2 separate regions of the Mus musculus genome follow, and region 2 is linked to region 1. A link is a contact called in ENCODE Hi-C or POLR2A ChIA-PET data. All regions are on one chromosome and are shown on one strand. The core of a region is the stretch at or near the end of the contact, and the rest is flanking DNA. Distances in the headings are between cores, read along the strand shown. Region 1 holds the start of Bcas2 (breast carcinoma amplified sequence 2). Region 2 holds the start of Ampd1 (adenosine monophosphate deaminase 1).

What was found. A loop is a pair of places that touch in the nucleus more often than their neighbours do. ChIA-PET counts read pairs that join two places held with the same protein, here RNA polymerase II (POLR2A).
Region 2: POLR2A ChIA-PET joins it to region 1 with 10 read pairs in embryonic stem cell. The contact joins the promoter of Ampd1 here to the promoter of Bcas2 in region 1. A Hi-C loop is called at or near these places in 1 of 37 maps with a recorded cell type or tissue (adrenal gland). POLR2A ChIA-PET finds 5 or more read pairs at or near these places in 2 of 5 experiments (Patski and embryonic stem cell).

The regions. Positions count from the first base shown.
Region 1 is chr3:103,168,399-103,176,312 of GRCm38, forward strand. It overlaps Bcas2 (breast carcinoma amplified sequence 2), which reads left to right and starts at 3,257. Exons shown (of 7, transcript NM_026602.4): 1 at 3,257-3,467; 2 at 3,550-3,642; 3 at 4,877-4,947; 4 at 5,942-6,103; 5 at 7,221-7,271. The coding sequence starts at 3,375. It overlaps Dennd2c (DENN/MADD domain containing 2C), which reads left to right. Exons shown (of 19, transcript NM_001384113.1): 19 at 1-1,340.
Region 2 is chr3:103,070,743-103,078,656 of GRCm38, forward strand. It overlaps Ampd1 (adenosine monophosphate deaminase 1), which reads left to right and starts at 3,272. Exons shown (of 16, transcript NM_001033303.2): 1 at 3,272-3,375; 2 at 4,665-4,676. The coding sequence starts at 3,354.

The DNA.
Region 1 (7,914 bases), core at 2,007-4,506:
TCTCATCACTGAAGCATCATATTGCTTTAAATACGTGGACGGTTTGTGCTTTCTAATTCCAGTACTGTCACCATTGATTAAACCCCCCTTTTGTCCCATGTCCTATCTTGGAGAATTTCACTCATGTTAGAACTTTAAAAAAAAAGCAGACACCAGGCATGGCCTCCTCAGAACACGTGTCCTGCTGGGATAGCTTGCTTCTCATATGTCAGCATTATGCTTTATGGAATGGAGCCAACATTAAAATGTCCTTTTAAGGACATAGCTATCTGAGTTTTGGTGTTTACAATTTGCAGCACTGTGATAATCTACATGTCATCTTATTCAAGCTTTAGATCAGCTTCATGATATTCTACAAGAAACTGGAGTTCAGAGAAGCTAAGGAATTTGGCCAGTTATATACAAGAAAGAACTAAGCCAAACACTTGACTTATGAACACATACAAAGCTGGTTAGTCCTACAGCTGTAAATGAACTCTTTATAGTGATGTTTAAAGTTCTCTGTGGAGCACACCAGAGCTTCCTTTTTGGCTCTGATGAGACGTTAAGCTATGGGGGTCTAGACAAGGTTTGTTCCTTTGTTTCTTCTTCTGCTGCTGGGGATAGGACCCAGGGCCTTTTGTGTGCTCTGCCACACTGGTTATTTTTACATCGGTGTGAGTTTTTAGTGTTTCCTAAGCCTCTTCATCAACCAGATGCTGAAAATCTAAAGTAGGAGTAGCACCTGGGAAAGGGAGTTTGTCAGTGAGGGTACAGTTTTCATTGATAAGTGAGAAATGTTGTGGTAAATGTCAGTTGTTTTCTGTAACCTTTGCCCACTGCTTTACCTGGCATGGAAAATACTCATTCAGACTTGGAAAGTGTTGTTTGTTGTACTGGGATACAACTCACTGACTTGTATAGTATTGTCATTGTCACTCATACTAGGGTGTCTGAATGAATCCATTTAAGACTGGTGCTGTGCAATATAGTTCCCACACATGGGTCCAGGGAAGAGAACTGAGTCTGTCCTTTCAAATGTTAGTGCAGCTCACCCAGGGGAGCTCCTCCCAGACAGCTCTCTCCTTTCCTTCTTCCTACACTCCAATCCCGATGGAACAATTCATGACTGGTTGTTTATAAGATGGGGAAGGAGGGTTTACTGTGGTCAATCATGACTGTCCCTCTGCAGGGAGACTGCTTTTGGGAGAGTCTTAACCTTCTTAAGATCTAAAGCTGCTTCCTTTCCTTGAGTTTGTTGTAATTTGTTTTTGTAAATGTTGTGAATTCTAAATACGTTTGTAAAAAGAATTGTTCAATATTTCTATCAAATGTTTACAGATAAAGGCATTTTAAAAAAATTCCCACAGATCTCTTGGAGAATTTAAAACAAATGCACATAAGATGTGTAGTGGTTACTTTTCTATTGCAGTGATAGAACATTGACCAAGCAACTTAAAGAAGAACATTTGCCTTGGCTTACATTCCAGGGCTGAGAGTTAATTCAGGTGGAGAAGCATGAAGGCAGTAGCGGGAGAGTTCACATTTTCAAAGGGCAACTTGAAAGCAGAGAGCAAAAGTAACTAAACCTCTGCAACAGCGCCACCAGCTGGGGACTGAGTGTTCAAATCCCTAAGCCTATGTATGAGAGGCAGTTATCAAATCACAACACACACACTTTACATAAACCCATAAACAGCACATTTACACAATGTAAATTCGTAAATACTCAAATCCAGCTTAGACTAACCAGGATTATAACCGAGATCAACTTTTCCAAAGCTCTTGGTTGAACGTACACTGGATAGCTTATATAGTCTCACAATCTTTTTTTCATTACCTCTTAGTCTGGAAGATATTTTACAAAGAATGTATGCTAACTACAGCCTGAGGGGTTGAGAGGCAACGTGGAGTAATATTTTATTACCACAAATCCTAAAGGCAAAAATGATTGGGTTTTGTATAGGCCCTAAAGACAAAAAATAGCAAGATTTTCTCATTATTTTATCTGATCACAGCCTTCCCTCCCACCTATCCTCCTACTCCCTCTCTTCTCTCCTTTCCCCATCTTCTCCCTTTCTCCTCAGAGAAGGGGAGGCCTCCCGTGGATATCAGCCTTGGCATAGCAAGTTGCAGTAAGACTAGGCCTATCTTCTGTTGAGGCTAGACAAGGCTGCCCAGTTAGGGGAAGGGGGTCCAAAGGCAGAGTCAGAGACAGCCCCTGCTCCAGCTGTTAGGGGTCCCACAGAAGCTGCATATCTGTTACATGTGTGTAAGGATCCAGGACTGTCCATTGCAGCCTCTTTGGTTGGTGGATCAGTCTCTGTGAACCCCTGCGGGACCAGGTTAGTTGATTCTGTATGGCTTTTTTTGTGGTGTCCTTGACCCTTCTGGTTCCTTCATTCCTTCCTCCCCTTCTTCCACAAGATTCCCAGAGCTCTGCCTAATGTTTGGCTGTGGATCTTTCCATCTGTTTCCAGCAGCTGTTGGGCGAAGCCTCTCCTGTCTGGAAGTGTAGCAAAACATTAATAGTGTCAGGGGTGGGCTTGCTCTCATGGGATGAGTCTCAAGTTGGGCCTTGATCATCCCCTCAGTTTCTAGTCCATCTTTATCCCCACACATCTTGTAAGCAGGACAAATTTTGGTTTTGTGGGTAGATTGGTGTCCCCATCAATCCATTGGAAGTCTTGCCTGGTTCCAGGAGGTGGCCATTTCAGGTCCTATATCCCCTGTTGCTTCAAGTCTTATGGTCACCCTAGCATATTCCTGTGAGTTTCCCTTTTTCTGGGCTTCTAGCTCTCCCCTGAGTTGCCTCCACTCCAAGGCAGAGCTTCTAAAATGAGGCATTTTATAGTTATAATTACAGTCATGGAAGGGATGAGGTGTTTGCAGTGCTGCGGACTGACCTGGTTTTGCCATTGAGCCGCACCCCTCAGGTTGTTGGATCTAAAAATTTAATTGGAAAATAGGCGCACATTTCTAGTTTCTATAAAAGAACATTCTTAAGGGACCGGCTGCGAAATGAGGATAAAGCAAGGGAGCGCTAGAAGCCCAGCACTATGTGAGTCTAAACAATGGAAGGTTAAAGGATGTGGAAAATATATTTCTCCCCTCCAGCCAAGTCCAGCAACCACCTCTTCCGAAGTCTGCCCTACCCACTCCTTCAAAAAAAAAAAAAAAAAAAACGGCACCCATACAAAGAAAGGCACCCCGGCACGCCAGCACGTGATGCTTAGGCTTAGAGCCTAGTGGCTATAATTACCAACTGCGCGTGCGCCCGAATCGAAGCCCCAAAGGCAGCGGCGTGTGTGACGTCATTCCAGGCGCAGGCGCAGTGGAATTAGAACCGAGGCTGCGCAGACTCAGAAGGCGCTCTTGAAGCCTAGTGCCGCGCGATGGCGGGCACGGGCTTGGTAGCCGGAGAGGTGGTGGTAGATGCGCTACCATATTTTGACCAAGGCTATGAGGCACCCGGCGTGCGGGAAGCGGTGAGTGCGGGTCATGTGCGGCGGGTCCGCCGAAGGCACGCCGCCCTTTCCCGCCGCGACCCTGGCCTGTTCTCGTTCTTAGGCGGCGGCCCTGGTGGAGGAGGAGACGCGCAGATACCGACCTACCAAGAACTACCTGAGCTACCTGACGGCCCCGGATTATTCTGCCTTTGAAGTAAGTGTGCCTTTGAAGTAAGCCAGGAGGCTTGCGGACTTTGATACGGGAGTGAGGGCTTTAGCTGTGTAAAGTGAACTCCACCTTCCAAGTTAGCTGGTGCCTGCAGCTCGTACTGAGTGCCATGTAGGTGTGAGTCGGTTTGAAACCGCCAGATGCGCATGTCACGGGCTTCGTACTACAAGAACCTGCGAAATGCTCCATTAGTTTCTGCAGATTTGTTTAATAGTGTGCACCTCCGTGTGTGTGTGTGTGTGTGTGTAGAAGAGTCATGGTACATTTCACAAAAGGGCCCTTTATTCTCTAAGGTCCACTCAAGAACAGGTATCACTCACGAGATTTTAATATTTATAATCTTAAGTACCTGTACTCTTTGCCACCCCTGGAGGGAGATTCTTTTGTACCAAGTCTCAGATAGTTAACAGGTGTATGAATGCCTGAACAAGCATGTCTAACTGCATGCTGTTTTTAAGTGGTTATTCTACAAGTGCAACCAAAAAACACCACTTAGATGTTGTTAGAAGCACTTTCAGGCTGAAAGGAGACTGCTCCATGCGCAGGGATGTGTGATACTTCGGATCTAGATGCCAGGTTTTTAAACTGGGTTGTGACTCCTCAGTGGGGGTTTCATAACTGATGTGGGAGCTGCAAGAAATTTGGCAAGAGTAAAAAGTACTAACCCAGAAATTAATTGAAAACTCAAGTCCCAGATCTAAGCTCTGGTCCATGTTACATCATGTGACTTCACCATTTACACTGTACCCAAACAGTTTACACTGTGTCAGTTCGTCATGCAGCAGCGGAGACTTCCTGAAATGATTCAAGACTGTTGTGTGTTGTGAATTACAACGTGACGTGGGGCTGGGATTAAAGCTGTTTTCAGAGTTCCACAGCTGGCTGACTACAGGGCATTGAAAACTGCTGGTTTAGGGTTAATCCTTGAGAGGTGGACTCTTCTATGTCCACCTCCTTTCATGCCTGGGCAGAATATGGAATTAAAGAATATGCCTATTTCTTCAGATTCTAGATAGAATTAACCTCAACTGGGGGATGTGTCAGTGGCCCTGGGTTCAAATATTAGCATCCTTTTTTTTTTTTTTTTTTTTTTGAGTAGTGATTGAGAAGGGAAAAGATTCGCTATAATGTGTAGTACAAAGTATAAAATCTCAGTAAACTGCATTCATTATTTTCAGCATGATTCTGTTACTAATTCTTTGTGGTGTTTGTGCATCAGACAGACATAATGAGAAATGAATTTGAAAGACTCGCTGCTCGACAACCGATTGAATTACTCAGCATGAAACGGTAAGATGAGGTTGAGCTATGGTAACAGCTGCTTTGCCAGTGGTTGGAAGAGTGTTTGTGTTTGCTGCTGTGGGTAGGAAGTGAGAATAAAAAGAGAGTACCAGCCGGTCGTAGTGGCGCACGAGGCAGAGGCAGGCAGATTTCTGAGTTCGAGGCCAGCAAAGGTCTACAAAGTGAGTTCCAGGACAGCCAGGGCTACACAGAGAAACCCTGTCTTGGAAAAAAAAAACAAAAAAAAACAAAAAAAAAGATTTATTTATTGTTATACATAAGTACACTGTAGCTGTCTTCAGACACACCAGAAGAAGGTGTCAGATCTCTTTATGGATGGTTGTAAGCCACCATGTGGCTACTGGGAATTGAACTCAGGACCTCTGGAAAAGCAGTCACTGCTCTTAACTGCTAAGCCATCTCTCCAGCACTGCTTATCAGCTTTTTAAAAAGTTGCCTAAAGGGCTGCTGAGGTGGCTCATCGGTTAAGAGCACTGACTGCTCTTGCAGAGGTCCTGAGTTCAAATCCCAGCAGCCACATGGTGGCTCACAACCATCTGTAATGCAGATCCGATGCCCTCTTCTGGTGTGTGGAAAGACTGCGACAGTGTACTCACATACATGAAATAATTAATCTTTTAAAAGTCTTTTTTTTTTTTTTTTTAAAGCTGATAATTAGACATTACCTAAGAAAGGTCATGATAGACAAATAGGAACAAGAGACATGAGAGTCTTGGTGACTGTCACAGCTCATTTAACTAGTTCACATTTATGGAAATAGGGTTTTTTTTGTTAGTTTTATCTGTAAATCAGTTTCCAAACTAACAGGTTTCTTTGTACTGCCTGATCTACATTATATCCTTGGTCTCTGTGCATGTGTGGTCGGGAGTTGATAATTTGTGTCTTTGTCTTTATGTAGTGGGCATATGTCCATGAGAATTCTGTTGGAAGGAGTGATGAAGGCTTTGAAAGATACATTGGTTTGTTTGTTATGTAATTTCAGATATGAACTTCCAGCCCCTTCCTCAGGTCAAAAAAATGACATTACTGCATGGCAAGAATGTGTAAACAATTCTATGGCTCAGTTGGAGCACCAGGCGGTCCGGATCGAGAATCTGGAGCTGATGTCACAGCATGGATGCAATGCCTGGAAGGTGTACAATGAGTAAGAGGCGCTGGGCCTTCTCTTTCTTATCCTGTCCCACCCAGAGTTGCTAGTGTCTTTTAAAGTGTGGTATGTTTTTAATTCCAGCAGTTGGTGTGGGAAGCTAAGGTGTGGAGGAGGGCCTGCCTGGCTTATATTTTGAGTTTAGTCATCCTAAGCTCATATAGCAAACCCTGTACCCAAAATAATAACAAGAATGCTAGATTTGACATGGGATTGTCTCAGAACTACACCAACGAAAGGCTACCTTGAGTCCTACCTTAGAGTTCACTAATGCTGAGCTATCCTACATCCACGTAACTACCTACCACGTTCACTGTACTGTATAAGAAAATGAGCTCTGAGGGTGATCTGCAGAATATCACTTGATAGAATGCACTCCTTAATGGGCAGATGCTTAAATAATGGGTTCTCGTATTCACATGTCATGTTGCTTAAAGTCCTGACCAGGGTGGCCGGCCGCTCACCTTCTGTCCAGCAATGCTCAGGAGGCTGAGGTCTGGGGATTTCCATGAGTTTCTGGCCAGCTCGGGCTCCAGAGTGAGATCTTGCCTCAAAAAATAAAGCAATAAAGTTTCCCCTGAACACAGAATCAAGGAATACTATACTGTTTCTCCTAGGGGAAGTATCTGTACACACACATATACATCTCTCACAATTACCTCTTACAACTTTTAAGTCTAAAAAAAGAGCTGAGCGCACAGGAGTATTGCTGCACATTTGAGGCTAGCCTAAGCACACAAAGCCTCCCCTGGCCACAAAGTTAGTCCCTGGCTTATTAATAGATCAATGCCCAGCACCTAACTTCTAAACTATGCTGCTCACTGGAGAGCTAAAATTAAGTGGAGCGGGCCTGCAGCCTTAGCTGTGGGCCAGCAACCCAAATCGTTCACTGCTGTGCGCATGCTTATGAACTGCTGCAAATTAGTAGTAGCTAAAATCAAATTCAGTTAAGTACTGAATTAAACAAACTAATGTTTATGAATCATCTGACATTCTAGACACAGATCTCCAGATTTTAGATTTTTAGCAGAAAAACATGGCTTAGTATATAAATAGGCAATTCTTCCTCAGCGTTACCAGATTTCAAGGTGCCTGTGCGTTCTTCCTTCTTTAGAAATCTTGTTCATATGATTGAACATGCACAGAAAGAGCTTCAGAAGTTAAGGTAAGTTGGTTTTTTATTCTGTTTGAATAAAATTTAGATTAGCCTCTGATAGAGAGGAAGAAAAACTACTAATACTATGTAGTCCTATGAAAGTAAAAATTCAACTTTTATTAAGTAATTTTAATCATGTATGTTGGTGTGTGTAAAATAGTTACTTTTGAGGAAAATAGAAATTCATAATATTCTAAGAGGTAGATATCAGGGAATAGCAAAAAATGAAAGCTTGTATCCTGTGGTATGTGTCGAAGGGAAGCTTTGCATGTTGTGGCATGTGTTGAAGGTATGCTTTGGATAGACAACCTTGAATGTCTGCTGGTTTATGAGAAGTGGGTTAGGAAACCTCTGAACAACTAATAGATAGAGCTAGACGTGTGGCCTGGTGCTGGGTCAGGAGGAGTTTGAGCTCAAAGCCTGGCTACATGGTGAAAAATTGTTTGAAAAGCCATCTAGGGGAACATGATTGTGGTCTGAAGGATTTGTCCCTGAACATACTTCGGTCAGCAGGGGTCCCTGAGCAGTCAACAGGGAAACCTGAAATTGGGCCTCCAATTAGAGGTGCTGACACACCTTCACAGTTAGAGCTTGGGAGAGCCAACTCCTTGTCTAAGGGCTGGCAGATTTGGACTGCAGGACCAAATGGCTG
Region 2 (7,914 bases), core at 2,022-4,521, 98 kb before region 1:
ATAACAAGAGTGTACCAACAAGCCTGACCTCCAAACACAGTGTCTTAAAAGCTGTTTTCAGCTATAGGAGCAGAATCCAAAGATATGGAGAGCAAGCTGTTGATATTGTCATGCCATTCTGAAAAACAGTGGAACTAGATATGGCAGCACATAGCTCTGAAGGCTGAGGAATGAGAATGGAGAGTTGGAGGTTATACTGGACTTCATGAGAACTTGTCTCAGGAAGAATCAATCAAAATCACCAGGCAGTGGTGATTCATGCTTTTTTTTTTTTTGGATTTTTCGCGACAGGGTTTCTCTGTATAGCCCTGGCTGTCCTGGAACTCACTTTGTAGACCAGGCTGGCCTCGAACTCAGAAATCCGCCTGCCTCTGCCTCCCGAGTGCTGGGATTAAAGGCGTGCGCTACCACGCCCGGCTCTTCTTTTTTTTTTTTTTTTTTTTTTTTTTTTTTTGGTGATTCATGCTTTTAATCCTAGCACTCAGGAAGCAGAAGCAGGCAGATCTCTTGAGTTCAAGCCACCCTGATTTACAGAATGAGTTCCAGGACAGAGCCAGGGCTACAAGTAGAAACCTACCCTGTTGGAAAAGAGAGGTGGGGGGAGAAAGAGGAGGAGGAGAAGAAGAGAAGATGTTCAGAGGTAGAACACTTGTATAGTAGGCATCGATGCTCTGGGTTTGAGAGAGAACAGACAGAGACTGAAAGATACACATTCATGCTGAGTGTGTACCAAGGAGGCACAGTGTCAGATCTGGAGCTAGAGTTGCAATGAGTTGTGAGCTCTCTGATGTGGGTACTGGGAACCAAACCCAAATCCTCTGCAAACACGCTTAACCATGTCTACAGCACCAGTCATTTTTGAGAGACGAGCAGGTGATCTTCTGGGAGTGCTGCCACACCCACTCCAGTAAAGACTGTATGGCAGGCCCAAAAGCTTGGATGCAGTCCTGAGGCCGAGTTTAACAGAAACTCAGTCTCCTGGAACCTTGGCACAAATGCTCCAAACCTGTTGCTGCATTAGTCAGTGAATGGGTCTGTGTGCGTTCTTTCAGTATTGTTTTATTATAGGGGCCTCCAAGAAATGATTTTATAAATAACCTAAATCAAATTAAACTTTGCTTCCTGGCCTTCACCAATGTGCTAGGCAGGCCTTGAGCTGACCCTGAGCTTCGAATTTTGTAAAAATGTTATTCATTCAGACAAAATGCCCCAGTGTTGACAGTTAGTAATCAGGCATCTCAGTTTGCCAGATAGGAGCAAGTATTCTCAGGGCTAGTTCAAAACAGTAAACGTAAAATTCTCATTGCAAACATGAATGGCAGCCTACATTACATAATAGTAGAAAGAAGGTGGGTTGTGGTTTTAAGAAGAACTAAAGTATTATTCATAAAAAGGTTAGTAAAACGAAATTCCCCTGGTGCATGTTTTTCACTAGGCCTAGAGAAATAACATAATTAGGTATTTACTAAGGGACCCCTGGTGGTGGGTTTAACAATAGACTAGCATTGCATCAGATCTTTCACCTGGCTCCTGTAAATAGCTGATTTTAGATAGGGCTGTTCCTATCTCAGTTGTAAACACTGCCTGGCTCCTGCCAGCTTTTTATGTATACATTTTCTTTGTTTTGTGTAAAGAACCATTATGCATCTCGATGTCCCATGGCTGATGTGTTGCCTAGCTTTCTTGTTTTTCTTCTGTATTATAAGTCTGGTGGTTGCTTTAAAAAATTACAATCAGATACAACACTCTCTCTAGTGTCCGTGTCTGCTTTCTCATCCACTGACCCCTTGCTCACCTATACCAGTATCCTAGTTCCCCACGGGTTAAAAGACCAACTGAGTCCAGTCTGTGACAGAGGGCATGATGGCATCCATGGGTGCAGTCATGGAAATGTGCACAATATCTAAACTCCATCCTAGTAACAAGCCTGGGAGTCAGTGGCGAGGCTCAGCAGGAAAGGTACCTGCTGGAAGCCTGACAACCCGAGTTCCATCCGTGGAACTCACACTGTAGGAGAGAACTGACTCCCAAAAGTTGTACTCTGATTCCCATACAGCACAAATAAATAAATAAAATGTAATTTCAAGATGTTTATTGCACCAATATGTTTGTGTGTGCTCTACAGGTGTGTGACTAGCCTTAGCGGCCAGAAGAGAACATGCAGTTGCCTAGGGCTGGAGTTACAGATACTAGTGAGATGTCATAAGGGTGCTAGAAATTGAACCCAGGAATTTGACATGAGCAATATGTACTCTGAACCTTGGAGCCAACTCTAGCCCCCATTTTTCATTAAGCACAAGGAGAGAGTTTCCTGACCTACATTACAGAATTAGCCCAAATCCTCTTTCACCACTAGAAAGCAGCATGATTTGTTTTTTTCATAGCATTCATTAAAACCTGATATTATTTTAGAAATTTTGTGTGATATTGAGCCGGAGTTTCCTGTACCCCAGGCTAGTCTTAACTTGCTACATAGTTGAAGGTGACCATGAATTCACAATCTTCCTGCTTCTACTCCCTGAGTGCAGGCATTCTCCATCCCGCCTAATTTTCAAGAGTGTTTTATTGGATATTGTCTGTCAGAATTTAAGTAGGAGCTTTATCTTTCTTGCTTACTATATGCTACTGCCCAGGCCAGTCACAGCTTTCAAACAATGAGATCACACAACTGGTAAAAGTGTGTGTGTGTGTCTGTGTGTGTGTGTGTGTGTGTGTGTGTGTCTGTGTGTGTGTGTGTGTGTGTGTGTGTGTGTTGAGTATATGTAGTGTGTATGAGTGTGTGTGTGTGTGTAAAAGAGTTGTGTGTGGCTGTGCATGGGAGTGTGTGAGTGTGGTGTGTGTGATAGAGCATTTGGGTGTATAAGTGTGAGTGTTAAGTGTGTGAGAGTATGTTTGGGTAAGAGTGTGAGCAAAAGACTTATGAACGTACGATGACATTCACCAACTGCAGAAAGCCCTCCTGGTGTTAGGATGCTCCTTTTCAGAAGCCCCTGACACTGTGCTGTAAGTGGAGTGGAAAATAAACACAGGATCACATCGAGTAAGAAAAGGCACACTTGATGAGCCAGCATGTTTGTGGGGAATGTTGAAATTCGATTTCTGGCCACTATCGCTACCTTTTCTAAAATTCCAAGATAAAGACTGGAGGCTTCACCTGTTGCTCACTGTCGTTGCCTAAAGCTATAAATAGGTCTGCAGCTCATCTCCCCTTTTAGCAGGGAAGGGTCAGATTACAGGGGGCAAAACAAAATAATAAAATGAGTGTCCTGGTATTTCAGAGAGTCATTCCGCCATCCCCACAGTCTCTCTCCTTCCTCTGCTGTGCTATCCTAGAATCAAGGATCCCAGCCACAATGCCTCTATTCAAACTAACAGGTAGGTGTGCAGAAAGGATTTGGAGAATTTTTTGGAAATCAGGGATTTTTTTTTTTTAATTTTCCGTATGCAACCATTCCTTTAACTACTGTGTCAGATTCAGCAACCCTTTATGTGGGGTTCATAATAGCTTCAGATGGACACGTCAGGCCAAGGCCAAGCATTTTCAGTGTTTGCTTTCTTTCTGGTAGTGGGAGGAGGGTTATTTTCTCAAACTATATCTTTGAATCCCTTAGAAAACTGATTTCACAGCCCAGAAAAGGGTTGTCAGTCCTGTCCTAAAGATCATGACCATGGGAGGAACGTTAGCCCAGACTGTTCCAGTGTTCTACGGTCCACACTTGAACTCAGAGGATTCTTTTAAAAAAGAAATCAGTTGTATGCGTGTTTCACTGTAAAATGCCAGACATGTGAAATAAAAAGAACAATTACACCAAATGTTAAAGTAATAAACACTCACTTAGGAAAACTAGAAAATAGTAACTTAAAAAGTCACATAGTCTTGTTGAGGGATTCACAAAACATTTCCGAGTTCAGCGTCTCAGTCTGTGGGTTATGGGAGAGTAAGAACGCCGTTAAGAATACAGTTGCATTTCTGTTACACCTGGGATTGTTCAACTTTTGGGCAGGATAAACTTTAGCTTAACATAATGTGATGACGATTATGTATTTATTCCAAGTGCTTCCTAAAACCATTTGAAATGGCTGGATGATATTTGAGTTTTCTTAGTTATCTCCTGCGGTTTTTTTTTTAAACCATATTTTACATGTATAAACGTCCTCCTGACCTTATTTGCATCTAAAACTTTCAGAAATGGTGGTTCCGTGGATGCTACCCACTTGTTCGGTGCTACCAAATAAGCTGCTTTGTTTGCCCAGTCCCAGCATTGTTTGAGAGTTCTAGTGCTCTTCAACAGATTAATCCTTTGTTTCCCTTTAAATTTCCATCCTACAAGTACCTTTAGCGTCTCAGTAGTGGAGTGTGAGCTTGACATTAGCACACATCCCAGGTTCAATTCCCACCCAGCACCACAGCCCTGCAAAGAAGTGCTTTTTAAAGGATATTATATGCTTAAAGACATATGCTAGGAAGGATGGGAAAGAAAGCATTTAGTGACCTTATCCCCACAATGGCCTTGGGCAGTGCGTAGACTGAAGATGAGCTAGAACACTTGGCCTACTCCTCTCTGTGGCAGCCTACAGGCTGTTTCTCAGAGCCTGGGTTCATGGCCACAACAGATGCCCAGAGTTGTTCATATGTCGTGTCTCATTTGTTTCACTTCACACAGGTCAAGGAAAACGTGAGTATTTTGGACTATTTTTCCTGCCGATTGCAAGTATCTGTAAAAGAAGTGACAGTGTTCCTTAATTTACAAAGGGGCCTATTTCTCAGCAGTGTTTATAAATGGAACCACTCAAAGCCAGCAATGATCAGTAATAACCGTAGATAGCAAACAACCTTCATGGTTCTCCTGGATTTCCAAAACACAAAAACTAAAAACAAAACACCCACTATTTTCCTCCCGTAAAGGAAATGTGAGCCAGGGCATGTAATCTCAGCATTGGGGAGGCTGAGGCAGGGGAATGGAGAGTCCAAAGCTAGCCTGGCCCCCAGAATGAAAATCTGTCTTAAAGTATAACCAGAAAACGCACAGGCAAATAAAGGCCACCTCCCAAGTCACTTGTTTGCTATTTTTAAATAAACCATACAGATTAGTAAGCAGAGTGTACTAAACCTCGAGTTAGGTGATCCTCTAGTGCAAAACAAATTTGGTTGTGATTTTTTTTCTTTTTTTGGCCAGATAAAACATGATTTTCGATAAAATTAGCTTTAGTTGTGCGTTCTGCCCACTCTCCAGTTTTAACGTTCTTTTGCTGACTGATGTGGTTCTGTCTCCAAGTTCCTTGGTAAACTGAGATGTGGGAGGCTGGAGCCTGCAAGTTGGCCTACCCCACACATGAATGAACTCTGCTGGGAAATAGGCCTGGCTTTCCGGACCTGCGGGCTGTGGAAGTGAGCATGGCGATCTTTTTCTCAAGAGCTGAGTACTTCCTGCATTGGTAATCCCGGGTATTAGAGAGAGCGCTACACAGACTTTAAATATTTCACATTTGATCTCCATGGTAGCATGCCGAGGGTGACTTGTTATTAACATCCTCCTTCTATGATGATGAACCATGAGGCCCCTGGTGACTGTGGTTTGTTCAAGGCTACCCAGATGCCATGGACACCCTTTCCCACCTTAATCCAGTGCCCTGTTTTGCCATTTTACCTTTTTCTTTTCTATCTGTCCTGAAATAGACATCCTGTCCCTGAGACACCACCACCCCTCAGCCGTCTCATGATCTCAAACATGCTAAGAAGGGGTCGGTAATTATCTCCACATGCCCGAGGAGATTTTTTTTCCTTCCTGAATTTGGATTGTCAGCACATCTTATCTACTTACTTTTAAATACCAACTTCACTTTTTCCTGCCTGAAGTCACCATCATGCCCAGAAGTAGTGGGAAAGGCAGTGCCCTCGAATTAGCGATCGAATTTCAGCTGTGCTTGCATGGTGTCAAATCTGCTGTCTAATTCTGTGGAACCAAATAGCAACCATATCATTTTGGGTCATCACGTAAGCTACTTGAGGATATAACTTTCAGTCGTCGATAGTGGTTTAGAGAAATGCAGCCTTAGTAAAAAGCTATACTTTTTAAAAATGTATGAAGCAAGTGGATATAAACAGTCCCAGATAATAAATGGTTGTTCCGGAAGAGCCAGGATGTCACCAGATGGGATAGGGTCTCTGGCATCAATTCTATACGGTCCCTTCCTAAGGTCCTCAACAGCACTGCCACAGGCGCAGCACGACAAGCCATTGACACCTCATTCTCATCATCATAACCAACTGACCTATCTCCATTTGCCCTTCATGGCGCATGAAGCATCTAACTTCCCCTGCCACTCATCTCCGAGGTGCCCATGATACTCTGGGAGGAACGATGCTATTTCTAGGGGTCAGCTGGGGAGGCCTCAGCCATCACTTATGTCTACTTACCGTTCCATTTGCTTCGCTGTGGGCTACTGTGCTTGCCAATGAACGACTAACAGCTCCCAAGCTCGCTTCTCGATTCGAGGTTTCTGGATGTGTTGGAGCATGACAAGACAAATGAGTGTTCGAGATTCAAGTAACACCATCTTCCCTATTAACTCTGCCATCACCGGCCAGGATTTTAATCTAGTCACCTGACATCGTTGGTGACATTACAAGTCACTCGCTATCATTTCTAATGGATGCTTTATTCCATCCCATCATAACTACATATCATCCTTAATGGCCCAAAGCTAAACAACTGTGAGCTTGCCCAGCACTGCCAAATAATTACCTCATTCAGTTTAATCTGATGCTTTGTTTTTCTTGAAGGGTTTCCACACACATTGTGTCACAACAGCCTTGAGAGTGAGGTTGGGTGGTGTTAGTACCCCTACTTAACACGAAACGGTTAAGGTGAAACAGAGCAGGGTGAGGGAGTTGATAAGCACAGGACTTGAACTCATTATCCACTACATCTGATTGAAAATAATCACCTTTTGGAGGCCTGCATAGACCCGGGCACAGAGGCCATTCTCACTGGGTCAATTGCTCTGTCATCTCCATGGCAAATTTCTGTGTCTGTTGCTCCAGTAGCTCTTTGCTGTTCTCAGTACTGCTCACCAGCTGTTTTCTAGAAATACCAAAAGGCTCTTAGAAGTGTGAGTTAGAAGATGGCTAGTGAGCTGGGTATGTAGAGAAGACAGTGGAATTCAACAGAAAAACAGACACTTTTGGGCCACCGCTACCCCAAATGATGAAACTGGGTCTTACATCCTGAAGGTCTGGGGATTATTCACTGTCAGGGTTGTGGAGCTCAGCCTTGTTTCTTCATTTTAAGAATGGGAAAACTTTGGCTGGGTGGTGGTGGCGCATGCCTTTAATCCTAGCACTTGGGAGGCAGGGGCAAGTGGATCTCTGAGTTCAAGGCCATCCTGGTCTACAAGAGTGAATTCCGGGACAGCCAGGATGACACAGAGAGACCCTGTCTTGAAAAAAGAAAGGGAAGCAAAACAAAGCAAGCAAACAGAATGGGGAGATGTGGGCTGAGTCCATGCAGTCCCTGGAACCCACCACATGGTGGAAGGAGCAAGCTGACACCCCAAGGTGTGCTCTGCCTCTCTCTCTCTCTCTCTCTGTCTCTCTTTCTGCCTCTGTCCCTCTGTCTCTGTTTCTTTCTGTCTCTGTGCCTCTGTTCTGCCTCTCTCTGTCTCTGTCTGTCTGTCTGACTGTCTGTCTGTCTCACATTCACACACACACGGGGTGGGGGTGGGGGAATATAAGGAACAACAGTAGGTTGGCTTTCTAAGGGTCACTCATTGTCAAAGGCCATGCCCACAAGGAATGGACTCCCATCACATACTACTAAGCTTTGGCAACTCCCTTTTACCACATAACAACATATCATAGATGTCAAGCTTAAAAAAATCAAAAAACCAACCAACCAACCAACAAACAAACAT